Regions from separate parts of the Mus musculus genome. Here region 1 is linked to region 2. The links are chromatin contacts, found by Hi-C or POLR2A ChIA-PET in ENCODE. All regions are on one chromosome and are shown on one strand. Each heading gives the region's core, a stretch centred on a gene start or an enhancer-like site at or near the end of the contact. The rest is flanking DNA. Distances are from core to core; before and after follow the strand shown.

The links. A loop is a pair of places that touch in the nucleus more often than their neighbours do. ChIA-PET counts read pairs that join two places held with the same protein, here RNA polymerase II (POLR2A).
Region 1: a map of heart shows a loop between it and region 2 (2.7-fold over the local background). The contact joins the enhancer-like site here to the promoter of Bmf in region 2. A Hi-C loop is called at or near these places in 12 of 37 maps with a recorded cell type or tissue (adrenal gland, gastrocnemius, heart and 2 more). POLR2A ChIA-PET finds 5 or more read pairs at or near these places in 2 of 5 experiments (Patski and embryonic stem cell).

The regions. Positions count from the first base shown.
Region 1 is chr2:118,506,149-118,512,485 of GRCm38, reverse strand. No RefSeq gene overlaps it. Among named protein-coding and RNA genes, the nearest start is that of Gm32684, 10 kb to the right of the region's middle. Within about 2 kb of position 1,970, at least 1 of the 3 ENCODE cell types and tissues checked has a DNase peak (open chromatin) inside an H3K27ac peak, as active enhancers do; it is heart, where a contact is called at or near this core.
Region 2 is chr2:118,546,317-118,552,468 of GRCm38, reverse strand. Bmf (BCL2 modifying factor) reads left to right here and starts at 2,783. Exons shown (of 5, transcript NM_138313.4): 1 at 2,783-2,929; 2 at 3,299-3,428; 3 at 5,457-5,753. The coding sequence starts at 2,807.

The sequences.
Region 1 (6,337 bases), core at 721-3,220, 39 kb after region 2:
ATACATTCTCATGGCACGGGTGGCCAGGAAGTACAGCCTGCGGAAGCATGTTCCTGAACAATCCATGAACCTTTCCCAGGGTTGGTGGCTCTGGATGCCGTGAAGTTAGTGACCAGAAGCCCTCTCTCCCTCCCAAAGGCCTGCTTCAGATGACCCCTCTGCTCTCAGGATACTCCTGACCTGCTGGAGGGAGAGGCAGGGGGAAAGGAAAGGGTAGTTTCCTCGAGAGACCAGGGCAGGGGACCAGCAGGGAAAGCTGCTTGTCTGGAGAGGAAACTAGACTGAAGCTCTTTGAACTTCTCCCAGGAGCTGACGGGAAGGTTGCACAAACACCATCAGGCTCAGCCAGGATGTGAAGGGAGCAGCCAGGATGAAGTAGCTCCTCTGAAGGCTTCTCACCCGGCCCAAGGGCTGAGGAGGGAGAAATAACCCTCGCCCATCACCCGACAGCATCCCCAATACCATCGCATCGGCAGAGTCAGAAGAGGGGATGTAGAGGAAGCAGAAGCTGTGGGTTGGCGCCCACAGGGGAGGCAGGTACAAGCAACACGAGGGAAAGGGCAGCCATGGCCCATCAGCAATGGCCTTAGGCAAGGCTGTGAGCTGAGTCAGCTACCTGTCCTGGGGCACCCAGGGAAAAAAAGATGGCTCTTAAGCTGGTGTTAATTAAACCCAGCTCAGAACCCTTCTGTACACGGGGCCCTGAGGAACTGACTGCATTAGGGTGGAGTGAGAGGCTAAGCAGGGAGAAGAGTCCTGTGTAAGGGGGAAGGGTGAATCTGGACTGGATGGGGAAGGAGGTGGGAGAGATTCCCTGAGGAGTCCTTTTTAACTTTCAGACAGGACTTCACATCTCTGAAAACACATAACGAAGGTGACAATTTTATGAGCCAAGTTATGCGTAGCACATTTTATGTTCCTAAACGACCTAAGTGCTTTTTGTAGGTCCTTCAAGGACACTAAAAAGTAAGTGTTGGGACCAGAGTGATAGATAGCCCTAGCCCTTGCCGCTCTTCCACAGGACCCAGGTTCGGTTCCTAACACCCATGTCAGGGGCCTCACACACACACTCAGATGTAAATACAGTCAAATCCTCCCATCCCACCTGTCCAAGCGTGCGGACATTTCTCACCCACACTTTTATCCCTCCCTGTGTTGTTTTCTGCTTCAAGACCATCACTTTGTTTGGTGGGTCATTCGCTCTCCTACCCACTCCGTCCTCTCAAGCTCAGCGCTCCCCTCAGTGATCAGTCAGTCATGGTTCAAACCCCCTCTGGAAACCAGAGCTCACAAAAGGAGGGGAAAGTGAGGGAAATACAGGGCGAAGAGTGCTGAAACCTGTGGGAGTAACACCTGCGCTCAGACTCGGAGAGGCCAACTTCCGTTGGAGGTATGGACACACTGTTGCTGGTTGGCCCTAAGGATGCTGATGTCTGACACCATCTAAGTCAAGAAGGCCTGTTCCCCGACATGTCCCACTATCGTCCTGGAGGACTTTGTGGGGATAGGAAAAGAACCCCTTTCATCTGGCAGACTCCAGCCCAGCTCTGTCCTCACTGCGGGAGGACATGGCCTGTTCTGTAAACCCAATCTTCAATCCCCCTAGTCTATGAGGCCCAGATCAGCCTGTGACAGAAGAGCCTTGATCAAGAACAGACTTGGGAAGGATCAAAAATCAGTGTCCAGGGTGTATGTGTGTGTAGGGGCAACTGGTAATTCCACCCCACCTGCAGTGCTGGTGGAGGCGGGAGCCCAGCCAGCGGGTGACAGTGAGCGCCCAGGGGAGGCCTCGTGCCCTCTCTGTGAGGGTGACTGAATCTGCCAGCTGTGGGGCCTGTCCGTGCCAAGTCTGCCCTGGCTCCGTCTAGTCGTAATCGATGCTGGCGCCAGGCCAGGCCCCCTGCCAGCTCCGGTCACACTCGGCTAGCGCGAGAGGCCCAGCCCATTAACTCCTCGCCAAGGCCCATTGTCTGGGTCCCTGCCCGGTGGTTTATTTACTCCAGGCTGGACGAGAGGTGGCGGCCAGTGCGGGCGGCCAGGCGGGCGGGCGGGAGAGGATGGGGTGGCAGGGGAGGCCAGAGTGGGGCAGCCTCCAGAGCCCCAGGGCAGGGCCTGCTGTTGGGGCTTTTGTTGTGATTTTAGTGGCTTGAAAGATTGCTGGTAGAAGCAGATGCACTTCCAAGCCCACTTCAGTGGGCTTCTCAGAGGTGCAGGCTCTGTAGACTAGAGACCCTTACACCCTATCCACAACCCATACACCCCACTCACCCTCATGGCCCCTTGAAGTTTTTTATTTTTCCCTCAAGTACCCTTTTTAGCTTTTTAAGTTGGCGCTTAAATCTTTTTATCCCAAGTTTAGTTACCAAGGTCATCCTTTGCAGCGTTTTAAGGAACACATGCCTTTATTATACAGAATAGTCAGGAAGTTTTAGAGGAAAATTATTAGTGACACTTTACAACTAAAATTTAACATCTTTCTTTTTTCTTTCTTTTTTTTGGTTCAATTTTTCATTACATCTGTTTACTTATTTGTACGATGTGAGTGGTTTATGTCCTGGCAGGTTAGAGGACAACTTGCTGGCTTTGATTCTCTCCTTTTATCCTGTGGGTCCCAGGGATCAAATTCAGCTTGTTAGCTTTGGCAACAGACACCCTTCGCCTTCTGAGCTGTCCACCTGGCTTGATTTCTCATTCATTTGTTTGTTTTGTTTGAGACAGAGTCTCACTCCCTAGCTGGGGCTAACCTGGAACTCACTATATAGCCCAGGCTAGCCTTCAACTCACTTGTGGCCGTCTTCCTGCCGCAAGTGCTGGCATTACAGGTTTGAACTCGTGGATTTCTTTTAAACTAGCCAGTGCTGGCTAAACATTGAAGCATTCTTTCCCCCCAGTAGTTTCACACTGAATAAAAATGAGGATATGACCACTCTCCTACATAAAATCGAGGAGAAAGTTTTTATTGTAGACATGATGGCGAGAACAGCCAGAGCATCTGTAAGAGTCCAGACTGAGCCAGACTCGGGTGGCGCATGCCTTTAATCCCAGCACTTGGGAGGCAGAGGCACGCAGATTTCTGAGTTCGTAGGCCAGACTGGTCTACAGAGTGAGTTCCAGGACAGCCAGGGGAACACAGAGAAACCCTGTCTCGGGGGAAGTGGGGGGGGGGGGAAGAGTTCAGACTGAACATGGCCCACAGAATAGACCGGGCCATGGGGGACGGGGACCAAGAGGGGAACCAAGAAGCCAAGAGAGGGCATTGTCAAAATGGCTGAATTTTATAGGAAAAGAAAAACTGGGAGAAAGGAAGCAAAGCCCAGGGGCTGGAGAGGTTTAGGGTGAGAAGTGCGGCGAGGAGCCAGGACTCTGTAACAGATGTTTGCAATGCTGAGAACCTGGCAGCCAGTGTCTGCTTTGATATGTAACACACACCATTCAATGTCCATTTAAAAACCATAGTGGAACAAACTAATGTTTTTATTTATTTGTCTGCTGGAGACAAGATCTTGCTGTGTAGTACAGGCTGGCCTCAAACTGAAGATCTTCCTGCTTCAAACTCCCAACTAATTTTTAAATTAATTAACTAATTAATTAAGGACAGGGTTTCTCTGTGTAGCCCTGGACACCCTGGAAGTTGCTCTGTTAAGAGACAGTTTCCTGAGTCCAGCCATCGCAGGAATGAGTTCCACCTTGCTGGCAGGATCAAAACTGAGTTCATGTTCCCGGGCCCTGGAATTCAACTCCTATCCTGCTTCTTCAGATGCTTCATGTTTGTCTGTTAATCAGTAAAGGATATAAAGAAGAAGATGCTGTTGTCCCGTTATCTAAACTAAGGCACACAAGTTAGAACTGTCCTGCTAGTCTTGACTTAATTGACTACATGCAGCTTGCCCACTTCTTTGTTCCCTTATCATTCTAAATTCAAGACCAGAGTTCAGAAGGGGACCTGACTGCAAAAGCAGAATCCAGGACCCTGAAACCAGGAGACTCAGAGAAGCTCAGAGACAAATGCTAACTTCTTTGTTTATCCCCTGATGTCAAAATATGATTGGTCAACGCAACAGCCCACACTGCTGCTCCTCCTCATTTTGTGTTCCCATCCTATAAAAATGTTGTACAGTCTCCCTTTGAGGACAAGGTGCCGATCCCAAGCTGGCTGCTTCCCTGAACACTCAGAAAATAAAGCTTTCACTTGAAGCTTCCAAATCTAAAGCGAATTTTCTTGGCTTCCACCTTGAACCCAACAGCTCTGTAGACCATGCTGGCCTTGAATTCAGAGATCTGCCTGCCTCTGTCTCCTGAGTGCTAAGATTAAAGGTGTACATGATCATTTGTGGGTGTTTTGTTTCTTTGGTTTAATAAAAATAATGAAAGTTTTATTTTATTTTTAACTGTGTGCGTATGTGGAGGGTGTGGGGTGTGTGTGTGTGTGTCTGCAGGAATGTACACATGTGAATACAGGTGCCCTTAGAATCCAAAAGAGGGCATCTGATCCTCTACAGTTAGAATTACAGGCAGTTATAAGCTGCCAGGTGTGTGGCAGGAACTAAACTTAAGTCTTCTGCAAGCGCAGTGATGTTGGATTCATTACTGCCCCCACCCCCACCCCAGGAGGGACTTGAACTCCTGATTCTCTTGCCTGCATCTTCCATGGGCAGACTAAAACTTTAACACTTTTCTTTTCTGGTTTTTGGCATCAGGGTTTCTCTGTGTAGCCCTGGTTGTCCTGGAATTCTCTCTGTAGACCAGGCTGGCCTTGAACTCACAGAGATCTGCCTGCCTCTGCTCCCACGTGCTGGAATTAAAGGTGTGCTTCACCACCTCCTGAGCACTTTAATACTTTTTATAAAGCTCTGAATGTTCTTATGATTTTAGCTATTGTAATAGTTACTATTTAATTGATCAGAACAGCATTGATTATGAAATTTGATAAATATTAAATGTAAAAAGTAAATTTTTATTAGCAATGTATCATTTCCTTTTTAAAAATTATTTTTTGTGTATATTCGTGTGATTCGTATGTGCACCACAGCGCACTTGGATTTGTGTGGGTCCAAGTCTCACTCTCTACTACACTGACGTCACTACTCTCCTACTACATGGCTGCTGGGGACAGAGCTCTGGCTGTCAGGCTTGGCAGGAAGCAACTTCCCCTGATGAGTCAGTCTCTCCTGCCCAGAACAGGATCCCTTAATGAACTGATTGTGCATTTTTTGTTCCTAATTGGTGAATGTTATAGGATGATGATGATAATGGCTTATCGCTTGACTGACCGATATGTTTCAACATCGGTTTTCATTCTCTTTGTGGATTACAGACAACCCCCTTTATAAGGCCTCATTATGTTGTTTAGACTGACCATAAACTTGGGGTCCTCCTGCCATACTGAATGCTGAAGTCACAGGTGTGCACTGCCAGGCCTGGCTCCTGCTTTGGTTTGAGGGACAGTGTCAGAGTTGGAGACCAGTGTGTCTCACTACAGGGATGTCATTCAATTCTTTGCACTTCTTCCAGGCTATATAGTATTATCAAAGAATCACTGATGGTTTGATCAGTCGCTCCTATTTTGATGAGAGCAGAGAACTGGAAAGTGCTTCGCTTGCTTCTCCTTACCTACCCCACTACCCCAGGCTGAGGTGCCACAGGTCTCAATCCTTTCATCCTTCGTGTGTGTGTGTGTGTGTGTGTGTGTGTGTGTGTGCGCGCGCGCGCGCGCGTGCATGCATGTGTGTGTGGGGTCCAGGGAATGAAATTTAGATCCTATGGAAGAGCTATCAGTGTTCTTGACTTATGAACCATCTCTCTAGCCTCTTATTCTCTCTCTCTCTCCCTCCTCCCTCTCTCTCTTCTTCCTCCCTCCCTCCCTCCCTCCCTCCCTCCCTCCCTCCCTCCCTCCCTCCCTCCCTCTTTCTTTCTTTCTTTCTTTCTTTCTTTCTTTCTTTCTTTCTTTCTTTCTTTCTTTCTTTCCAGAAATGTCTCATTATCTAGCCCTGGATGGCCTAGAAATGGCCTAGAACTCACCACCTAGAGCAGGCTGACCTTGAACTTGTAACAGTGCTGGGATTAAAGGGGTATGCTACCATAACCAGCATCACCCCATGTTTAAGTCCATCTTTTGCCTTTTCTCTCTATTTACTTATTTAGTGGTGGTCGTGGTGGTGGTGGTGGTGCTGTTGGTAGAAACTAGGCCTTTTGTATGCTAGGCAAGTGCTCTACCACTGAGCTACATCTTAGTCTTGCATTTCCTTAGAGATTGTCTTAAGCCAGCCACTATCCCTTCTAGTGTTAGTATACTCTACCAAACTTCCACTCATTCAGATTTTAGTACTCATTCAGATTT
Region 2 (6,152 bases), core at 1,534-4,033:
TGCACAGAGAATTTGCCAAGGCCTGAATAAGAATGATCCCTGTAGGCTCATATATTTGACTGCTTAGTAACCAGGGAGAAGAACTGTTTGAAATGATTAGAAGGATTAGGAGATGTGGCTTTGTTGGAGGAAGTGTGTCACTGAGAGTAGGCTTTGAGGTTTCAAAAGCCTATGCTAGACCCAGTCTTACTCTGCCAGTGGATCAGGATGTAGCTCCTACCTACATTTCTAGCACTGTGCTATCATCCTGTCCACCATGATGATAATGGGCTAATCATCTGAAACTGTAGGCAAGCCCCCAGTTAAATGCTTTCTGTTGTAAGAGTTGCCATGATCAGGGTGTCTCTTCCCAGCAATAGAACAGTGACTGAGACAGCCCCCAAGAGATGCACTTGAGCCGCCTTAGGCACAGGCCCAAGTGGAACACCAATGGTGAGAATGAAGGGAAGGGACGGAAGGAGTTCAGTGCATGAGGAGCAGAGGTGGCTTCCTCATGCTTTGCTGAGCTACATGGGTCCAAGGTCACCCTGACCCTCTGACATTCTCACTTGGCCAAGCCTCCTGGAAGGATAATGTACCTCCCTTTGGCTCCAGCATCTCTTGTTGGACAGCTATCAACTCCTGGCAGGCTTGGGCTACTGGCCAATCCTACTTGACCCTTCCCTTTGTCTTTCCCCTCATTCCTGTACTCTGGGATTAGCATTTTCTTACAGGAGCAACCGCAGAGCACAGCCCTCTGCGGGCCTGCTTCACTCTTCTTTCAGATGGTTTTGAGAGAACAAAGAAAATAATAGACAGTAAAAGCCCAGGAGCCTGGCAGGAGGGTGCAGGGCTGCAATCCCAGCTTTTGGGAGCTGGAGGCAGAAGGTCATCATTGTCTACATACAGAGTTTGAGGTCAGCCTGGTACACACAAGGCACTATCTCAAAAAAAAGGGGGGGGGCTCTGCAGTGAAGTTCGCTTGTTGCTCTTGCAGAGGACTAGTGTTTGGTTCTCAGCACCCACATGGTGGCTCACACCCATCCTTAACTCCAATTTCAGGAGATTCCACCCCCTCTTATAGTCCCCTTGGGCATCAGGCACACACCTGGTACACACACATGCATGAAGGCAAAACACCCACACGAATAAAGTAAAAATAAATATATCTAAAAACAATTAAAAAAGAAAAACAGAAAGAAAGAAACCAAAGTAAATAAATAAAAATTTTAAAACAAAAAATAGCCAAAGACAATTGAGTCTGGGAGCCCCAGATCCAGCCAGCTTGTATCTTAGAGCAGACTGTAAGTAGAGACTGTAACTAAGCCCAGCTTCTCTGCTTTGCCCGTGTCTCTATTGCAGCTCATTTAGGTTGTGGCAGGGCTCTGTTCCTTTCACTGATTTCTGCCTCCCCACTCAGTTTTCCCCAAAATTCATCTTCTGTAAAATCTTTGCTACCAGTCCTCTATAAAGTAATTCCTTGGGGCTGAAGAGATGGCTCAGTGGTTAAAAGCACTGGTTGCTCTTCCAGAGGACCCAGGTTCAATTCCAAGAACTCACACGGCAGTTCATAGCTGTCTGTAACTCTGGTTCCGGATGACACGCTGTCACAAAGACATACATACAGGCGAAACACTAACGCACATAAAATAAAAATTAACAAATTACTTTTAAAAAATACAGACTCCTCAGCCTGGTATTCCAGGGGGCACCTCTGCAATCTGACCTGAATCTACCTGCCCATACCCTCACATCCTAAATCATAGTGAAGATGCCAGAGAGCTTGATGGGGGGGAGGGGGGACGGGGGGGGCGTGCAGCTGATCTTGCTTTCCAGACATGTTAAGTACTTTATTCTAGCTCCCTGACCTCTCTGGGTCAGGACTGTTTTATTTGGTTTTTATTTAGTGAAATATTCCCCATTCTTCAAGGCCCGACTCAAAAATCTTTGCTTATTATCCCTAAAATAGCACCATTCAAGCTGGTTTCCATCATTCACATGTGAAGTATCGGTTCATTGAGGTCAGGCACCAGAAGTCTAGCACTTAGACCAGGACCTGGCACATAGTAGGTGTTCAAAAAAATGTGGAGTCATCCCTAGATTGGCCATAGTACACGAGATGCGTTTTGCTTTCTTAGCAGTCCAAGAACAGCCTTCTGCTGCTGCCATAGATAGGGCTGTCCGAGCTACCCCTTTGATTTCCCCTCTGCTAGAGTCCTTTTTTCAACAGTGATCTTCCACAGTCTAGAAGAGAGGACATGGCCTTTCTTTGCACTTGATGGATCCGAATGTCATTTGGTTCTAGATGCAGACACACGTGTTCTCCTCCAGCTTTCCTCAGACACGCCCAACAGGAAAGAGGGCAGTTTTTTGTTTTGGTTTTTTATTTGTTTTGCTTTTTTTTTATTAGGGACCAGCAGCTCGGTTTTTTTTTTTTTCCGCTATATATTACAAGGCGCGTCTGAAAACTCCCAGTCTCCTCCTGAGCCGGCTTTTTGGAAGTCCTGCAATAACTCAGCCCATTTCCAAGTAGACAAAAGTCACTTAGGCGTCTTGTCCCCCCACTACCTAGTAGAAAACCTAGGGACTCTCTGTCGTTTCTGGGGCTTGCATTAGGAACCGAATCCTCACCCTCTACAGCGCTCCAATTGCGCTTCTGACGGAGGTCAGAAATGCGCCCGGCCCCTTATAATGTTTCCAAGGGAAGGTTTGTACATTGGTGATTGTCCCTGGCAGCTGCCCAGCTTGAGACTTGGACCTCCACTTGCCATTGGTCAGTGGTTGGAGTGACGCAAAGAGGGGCGGGGCCTCATCAGCTGTTTGCGGGATGCCCGGAGCGGGCGTATTTTGGAAACAATACCGCGCGGTGTGCCGTGGCCTCCTCCCGCGCCAGCTCGCGCCTGCAGCAGTCGCTGCCGCAGCCCGCGCCACCGCCTCCCACCGCAGCCCGGTGAGCGCCCGGGCGGCGGGGGGCTAGGCGGAGTTGGATCGTACCTCCTCCGGGAAGTGGGGAGCGGAGTCGCGCAGCGCGTGGGGGCCCGGGGAAGGGTTTGGACTGCGGGCATCTGGGGTGACCACGGGGAGTTGGGGTGCAGGGATGTGGGAACGAGGTGCAGAGCACAAATTTGTGGTTGCTGCTCCAAGAGGGGCTTTCGGGAAGCATTTGGAATTCGGAGTTAAAAGTAGGTGAGCAAATGATCCTGGGGTCCACTGCCAAGCTCCCGGACGCTCTGGCCTCCGGGTGTAACTGTGGGGTGGGGCCGTAAGTTGTGGTGCATTTTGCCTCCCTGCGGAGTCTGAAGGCTCCTCTTCTTAACAGCTGGAGTTTGCCCCCTTCTTCCCAATCGAGTGTGGGCACCAAGCCCCCCGAGTGTTCTTCACCCTGGACCCTGGCGCAGAGCCCTGGCATCACAACTCGGAGGCTGAGACGCTGTCCTGGAGTCACCCAGGTGTGTGTGCGTGTGTGCATGTGCGTGCGCGTGTGTCCTGAGATCTTAGCCACTATTGAGTTCAAGGTATCTGGCTAGTGCTAACTCCTAAGAGGAGGAGTTTATATTGAGCATCCTAGTTGGATCGCCGAAGTTCTGCGATGGCTCCAGCGGACTTTAAGACCTTTGCTAGGAATAAAGCATTCCCTGGCGGTGCTCTCAGGAAGTGCCCTCTTCCTATCAGTCTGGACTTTACCACTTTAGCTCAGGGAAGCTGAGGGTCTCCACTCTTCCCCAGTTTACTTTTGACTTTGCCCAGAGCCCCTCCGAGGTTCACACTAACTGGAGAGCCACCTGCAGTTCTTGTGCAAAGTGGGGGGGGGTCCTCCGCGTTTTCAGAGCCACACCCTCTGGCTGCACCTCCCCCACTGTCCAGTCTAGGCAAGGGTTGAACTTTGGGGCTTTGCTGGGAGGGGGAGGGGAGTGATAGGCTTCAAAAGAAACACCAAGACAATGACTCCTGCTTGTGATTGGCTCTGGAGAGTCCCTACTTTGGTTGGGATAGCCACACTGCAAAGAAGAGGTTGAAGGACAGAAGAAGCACTGCTAGGTGACATCTCTTGGTCCTTTCATCTGGAAACTTTACGCTGGAGTTACCCCTTTCCTATCGGAACAATAGCAGGCATGGAGTCATTCTCCAGGGAAGAGGGCACAGGACTACGGATAGCTCAGGGGTGGGATGGGGTAAGGCTTGAGGGTTGAAGTAAGAACCTCACAGAGCTTGCATTTGGGAAAGTAAGGTTTCTGAACCTAACTGAGATTTCTGTAAAGACTTAGCCCCACAAACTACTTGGCTTGTCTTTCAAAGGCAATAAAGTGGGGATCGGAACTCCCTGGAATCCCCAGCAGTCTGATGATGACAAAATTTGTCCTTGCATCTCCTTAACCATTCAGGTGCTTGTTGATGCTTCTGGTTGCCCCAGGGGCCCTAACTCAGGCGAGGTCAGCTTGGAAGTTCAAGCTGCCGGGTGACTCCAAGTGCAGAATTTCATGAGCTGTCAGGTGGAGCGAGAGGAACTTAACACTAAGAAACAGCCCCACTGTGTAGGCAGGGAGAGAGCGCTCAGCAGGAGGGCTGAATTTCACTTCCTTCTGCGAGGCACTTTGCACCTATCTCAGGTTCAGCTCTGGCAGGAATGGGAGGCTGAGTGGATGAGAATTGGAAGTCACGAAGATTAGCGAGTAGAATTAGCTGGACACTTTGCTAGAGGCCGATTCAACCCTCCAGATTAACCTGTGGTGAGCAGGCAGCTTTGCTCCTCTGGACGGGAGCTAAGCCAGCTGGCCAGCTGGAGTGACTAAGTTACGTCCCCTGTTCCAGGACACACTCACCACACCACAGAGCCTGTTTGTTGTGTTGTGCAAGGAGGGGGTGGAGATGTGCAGCAGGGTGGGGCTTAGCACGTTAGGAGGGAACCTGGCTGCTCTACAATTCCTGGCTCTTGTTTTTGCTGCTTAGCCTGGAGTTCAGACTTCGCCGAGAGCCTGGAGGTTCCTGCTTAGGAAGTGTGTGTGTGTGTGTGTGTGTGTGTGCACATAAGTATGTTGTGCACTTTTGTATAGTCAGTAAGTGTCCCCTTCTGAGCCTCCACAGCCACTTACAGAGGCTAGTCTTGCTTCTATGTCCCCAGGTACCCGGTGGTAGCACCTGATCCTACCCTTGCTGTTGCTCGCAAATCCTCAGTGTCAAACTTTGTGACCAGCCTAGGTCAGAGGAGGGGGTGGGGTGGGGGATGGGGGGAGGGTGGCTCTGGCAGGTACAGAGAAAAGGCATGGAGGGGCCCTGACCATAGAGGCCACATTTTGGGGGTGAATGTCACCCTTGGTGGTGTTTTATTACCAGGGTTGTGTATCATCAGAAGTTGGCTTGGTTCCCTCACATAAGAAGAGCAGGGGTGGGGGGTGAGGGGGGAAGGAAGGAGGGGAGGGGAATCCTAGGTCTGGCCTCAGTAGGACAGCAGCCCAGATGCTTCCATTGTTCTCTGACAGGAGAGATGGAGCCACCTCAGTGTGTGGAGGAGCTAGAAGATGATGTGTTCCAGTCAGAGGATGGGGAGCCAGGGACACAGCCTGGGGGCTTGCTCTCTGCTGACCTGTTTGCCCAGAGCCAGCTGGACTGTCCCCTCAGTCGACTCCAGCTCTTCCCTCTCACCCATTGCTGTGGTCCCGGACTCCGGCCCATAAGCCAGGAAGACAAGGCCACTCAGACCCTCAGTCCAGCTTCCCCAAGCCAGGGTGTCATGCTGCCTTGTGGGGTGACAGAGGAACCCCAGAGACTCTTTTACGGTGAGTGCTCTTAACCTTAGAGATTGGGGGAAAGAGGGGACTTTCCCTCCCTAAACCTGCTCTGTACTATTTCCTTCCTCAAACTGAACAGCCAGGGCTATCTATTCAAGAGCTTTCAGCCTTCCTCACCTGAGCTTGGGCCCCCAATAGAGCAAACTGCTTTGTTCTTTCTGTTCTTCTTGGAGGGGTTTCTTGGTCCCTGCAATCTCCTTTCACATCCTATGTCGTTTCAGTGGCTCTGCCCTTTGGCCCCAGTGCTGATTTGCCTTTCTCGAGGTGGAAGGGAGTTTTAAACCATGTGTCACTGTACCACTCAGCCAGTACTTATACGGAAGATTCCCAAAGACAGAAGGTGGCTTCCAGTTGCCATTTGGGACTTTCTGTGCTGGGAAGGGGAAC